Regions from separate parts of the Homo sapiens genome. Here region 1 is linked to region 2. A link is a loop called in an ENCODE intact Hi-C map of the cell type or tissue named here. Cell type or tissue: chondrocyte. All regions are shown on one strand.

Region 1 (2,500 bases), 1.2 Mb before region 2:
TTTTTAAAGTCTGAATAACATTTTGCTGTATGGATATACTGCGTTTTGTTTATCCATTTGTCTGTTGAACATTTGATTTGTTTCCCCCTTTTGGCTAATGTGAATAATGCTTCTATGAGCATGGCTGGACCAACGTAGAGTCTTTTTTTTTTTTTTTTTTTAAACTCCACACTGCAACCAGGAGTCTTTTCAAAGCAATATCCTGGTCTTGTCTGGCATTCCCTTGGTCTACCTTGGAGGCATTTATCCAGGTGAGAATTGTGGTTAATGAAGCTCCATAAAACCCACACAAAGGGTCAACCCTGCATTATTTGGTAAAGTGATGGGGTTACCATAACCAGCAGCACAAAGCACAGCACTTAGACCTGTGCCAGAGAGCTTAACTGTACAATGTGGTCCACCTAGCAATGATAAAACAATGACTGATGAAGACTAACTCGACAAAGAATTGTTTGAGAGTCACGCATTCTACCCACTTACCTACTCTGTATTTTATTCTGGCGTTAAACTGGACTGTCAGAAACAAAATGCTTTGGCTTCACTACCCAACCCAACTAGTCTCCCAACACAACCCCATCCCGCTAAGAAAACTGCTATCACTGAGTCATGTTTTTTTGTCATGCCCTCACCTTCCAGCAAGGGTTGCTGTAAGAAACAGCCTCGAGAATACTAAGGCTGCATTTTCTGAGGAACTGTTAAGACATGATCGAACACATTTCTCAATATCATCTATTTGGTATGAGCCAGAAACTACAGAGTTAAGCATTAGGAGAAGTTGTGCCTACTCAGAGACCTGCTGCAAACCAATATATGTTTTCCTCATAAACAATGAGAGTAACGATGTTCTGTGTTTCCTTTTAAATGCTGGAAGCTAGAAAACTCAGAATCAAACTTATGATTCAATTAGAGCAACTGTTTAGGATTATGGTCTGCCTCTCTGGGGTCTATCCCTCCTAAACTGGTTTTGTTAGACCTGATTTTGAGGCTTGATCTTTCATATTTATAAATGTACAATTTTGTTTTATGTTTTTCTTGTAAGTTGCCTAAAACCGTCTGGCAATTGGAGGGGAAATGGAGGGAAGGGATGAAAGGCAGGCCAACTTCATATCTGGAAATGGGGAGCTGGAGCCCAGGGGGATGGAAGGGTACACCAAGGCCACGCAGTAACCAGAGGTGGGGCTGGACCCAGCTGGGCACAGGAGAGTACTCAGTTCAGTGCCAGTGCTGAGCCTTTCTGCACAGCCCCACAAATGGTACTTAACAAATGTGTTTGGATGATAATCTGTCCTTTTTAAAAAGTGTCACTTTTTTAAAAAATGAGGGTAAAATTCAACATTTCTAGAGTAAATTCAACAATTCCAGGATTTAAAAATATCTATATGAGTTCTTTCCGCCCCAGCCCTCGTCTTCCTGGGAAACCATCACTCCTGAAAACATTTCACGGACCAGGTGGCAATTCTGCTCATGACCACCAGGTGGCGATGCAGGACAAGTTGAGCTCCAGCTCTCCCAGGGCAACTAAGGCTGTGGGGCCATTGGGCAGCAAGTTTCCGTCAGGTTAGACTGTTTCTTCCCAGGCTCGTCCAGAAGTTACCCATAAATCAGACGATTTGGTCCCAAATTGTTGACTGAATCAAAACACTCAGTTCCAGGTCAACTTTGTATTAAACACAAGCTGGGCTGCTAAAGACAGCTACCTCTTAGTAAGCCAGAGCTTGGGCAGTGGTGGCTGGAGGGTGGCACCAGCACTGGCTGAGACTTCGGGAGACCACTCAGCCTGTTTGCTCACCTGTGAAACAGGCTTCGCACTAGTTACCCCACAGGGTCATCCTGGGATGACCACACGTATGGGAAAAGTCCTGGCCCATTACAGGTATGCAGTAAAAGTGTATTAATTGTTGTGTAGAAGTTTGGGTGCATCCCACAAGCCCCAAACACTGGTAATGGCCCCGGTGCTGTGCAGGTGGTCCCAGGGAGATGATGCCATCCAGGGCTGCATGTTGTCCAACAGCAGCTGGACCCAGCTCCCTTCCCTCAGGGGCTATGGGATGCTGGAGGGGCCCCTAAGGAGGTGCCCATACAGGAGGCAGGAGAGCGATCACTCCAGGCAAGAGAGACCTGCGGGCCCCTGATCCCTGCCAGCCTGTGACCAACCACAGCCAGCCAGTCCCCGTGATGTCTTCCCCACTGGGATTCCAAAGCTTCTCATGGAGAGGGAAGCCAGGCCTGGTTCAAGTCCCTTCACTGCCACTTGCGTCCCACTCCCCAAAGGTCCTAGCCCCACCGCCTTGAAGCCTGAGGGCGAGGCTTCCTGTCACCTGGTCCTCCAAGAGGGAAATTCAGCTGTGGGGGTCTCTGTTCCCTCCCCACTTCCCAGAATCAAGCCTGGTGGGCTCTCTGCTTACCGTGCACAGCTCTGGGCTCCTCAGGGCACTGTGGAGAGACTGCCCTGCTCAGGGCCTCCCCTAGGGACGTGTGCGGTAGATGCGGGGATCCTGGC
Region 2 (2,500 bases):
GATTTACTCCTTCTCTCAGAGCTGCTTATACCAGAGCTCTCTGTTCCTATCACAGCCTGTACCTCCCATGAAAACCCTGTCACAGTTTCTGATCTGAGAGGAGCCTGTTTGCCTGAAGGAAGAAAAATTCTCTGTTTCTTTCTGCCAGGTTTTCTCGCTTGTCCAGGATGTGTCCCCCTGGCCTGGAAATGGGGGTGGAAGTGTAGGGGCTATTAGCTGACCCCAGCCTGGATCCTGCCCAGCAGTTTGTCTGCAGCTGGAGGGGCCATGTCCTTGGCCCCTACCCTCTGACAAGCTGATAGTGCCTGGGCTTAGTTATGAAGCATTCAACCCCATGAGGCCGGGAGACCGTAGGATAATTCTGGCCCTTTCCAATTCCTTGACCCAAAGCTTGCATTTTAGCTAAAATGTCTTGCAACTTGGTTTGGTGCAAATGGTGGCTGCATGGTATTGTGACAAGAGCTCTAAGCTGGGAGCCAGAGACCTGGGTCTGGGTTCAAACTCTACCACTCACCAGCTATGTGACCTGGGTCTGGGCCTCAGTTTCCTCATCTGCCACAAGAGGGCTGACATATAGACTCTCCAAAGGCTCTTAACGTTGCAGTATTATCTAGTAGTGTGGGTTGTGAGCATGGCTAAGGAGCCAGAGTGCCTGGGTTCACCCCAGCTGTGGCATTTACCAGCTGAGTGACCTGAGGCAAGTTACTTAGGTTATTTAAACCTTACTTCCCTCATCTGTCCATGGGGATAATACTAGTACTTACCTCCTAGGATTCTTATGAGGATTAAAGAAGCACAAAAGTGCTTACAGTGGTGCCAGGCACATAGTAAATGTGCAATAGCTGTGGTAGTGTTCTTGTTTTTATCACTAAGTACCAAGCTGAGTCTAGCCTTAGCTATCAGGGATGGGGCTTCCTGTAGAAGCAGCTGTACTGGCAGCATTGTGTCTTCCTTCATCCTGACAGAGTCTGTGAAGTCAGTTACTACAACAGGAAAACCAGTGACCTCAGAACCAAAGTTCACTTGAAGCCCCCTCCAGCCCCAGCCTCAGCCCAGCCCAGCCCTGGACCTAGCCCAGGCCTGAGGCTTCCCAACCAGGCCCAGCCCCAAACTCCCTCCCTCCCAAGCTCAGGCAGACCCCTGGGCCTGACGGGTGGGTTAGCACACTTGGGCCCCCAAGTCCCGAATCACCAGGCGATTAAACTTGCCTTTTATTGTGGTCCTGAGGATTATAAACAAGCAGGCCTGACATACGGGTCATTCCTGAGACTCCTGCTTCATTGGCTTTAAGGCCCCCTTGGCGGTAAAGAATTTCAAAGCTGCTAACACCATAGTATATTAAAGTGGAATAAATTCCTCTGAATGGTCCTCAGGTGAGAACCAGTGCTGAGCAAATACCTCCTGGTTTCCTCTTGTAGAACCCAAGACTGACCCCTGGTGGTCTGTAAGACCTGCTGAAGCCCAGACTTCACCATGGTCATCCTTGAGAACCTTCTGTGTCTGAATCTGGTGTTCTCTCTTTCTCTCTCTCTCTCTCTCTCTCTTTCTCTCTCTCTCATCTATTAGAACTCTCTCTTTCTTTGTTCTATCAAAGAAAAGACAGAAGTCATTTCCTGAGTCCCTTGGGGGTGGGAATGGCATTGGAGGGAAAGCTTCAAAGCCAGTGCTCAAAGTAGAGTGGCAGAATATACCGTCCTGCCCTCACCCTCTGCACAGACATCAGAGTCCCACTTCTGGCACATAGCCAGGCAACCATCACTGGGCTCATGCTGCACACCCTGCTTTAAGGCCAGGACCAAAGAGCTTGGTCCCAGGCTGTGTCTACACAACCTATGCCTTCAGGGCCAGTGTCTAGACAACCTGCATCTCAATAATCCAATCTGCATACCATGCTTTTGTAACTCCTGTATGTGAAGTTCATATCTCTACAATCCAATTTCTGTACACTGTATGTCTCTTTAACATTTGTCTCTACAATGTATCTGTACACTCCATGTCTGTACAACTCCCCTGTACATAATCCTGTCCTGGGAAGCACATATCCACACAACACACTCATGCTGTCACATGGGTTTCTGCACACAACATGTCAGGGCAGAGAATGGATGACCAACCAGGAGGAGTTTTGCTTGTGGCTCATTTTGAAAAGAACGCCTTCCTCCTCAATTCATACTCCAGGATGGTGACCGCAAAAGCCATCTGGATTGTTCCTCCAGAAATGGCTCATTTATCTCAGGACTTCATAAAGAAAAGAAAAAGTTAAATGAGAAGAGCTAAAAACCTTACTGAGAAATGGCATGAAAAAGAGATTCTCTGTTATGTTTTTGAGGTAATCAAATTCACTATATTTTACTTGTAAAATAAACTTTGAAAAAAAACCTATCTCCAGCTATGCTTCTCTTTTAAAGTAGTTCACACTGTCCGTTTCTACTAATTGAGTTAATTAGCACAGTATCAGTGATGTCATCATCACAAAGGTTAAGGTTAAGGTTAAGAAGGT

Evidence for each region. A loop is a pair of places that touch in the nucleus more often than their neighbours do. Peaks named below come from ENCODE experiments on the same cell type or tissue, not always from the same donor. Only the 100,000 strongest peaks of a DNase experiment are listed, where the experiment ranks them.
Region 1: a loop joins it to region 2, with 4 times the contacts of the local background. A loop is called at or near these places in 4 of 110 quality-filtered maps.

Annotation. Positions count from the first base shown.
Region 1 is chr11:12,281,005-12,283,504 of GRCh38, reverse strand. It overlaps a transcript of MICAL2 not described here. Among named protein-coding and RNA genes, the nearest start is that of PARVA, 95 kb to the left of the region's middle. In chondrocyte, a CTCF peak has its summit at 1,478 (motif pointing right); no DNase peak of the experiment used is centred here.
Region 2 is chr11:11,035,953-11,038,452 of GRCh38, reverse strand. No RefSeq gene overlaps it. Among named protein-coding and RNA genes, the nearest start is that of LINC02752, 78 kb to the left of the region's middle. RefSeq lists enhancers at 609-1,109, 1,110-1,610. In chondrocyte, a CTCF peak has its summit at 1,428 (motif pointing left); no DNase peak of the experiment used is centred here.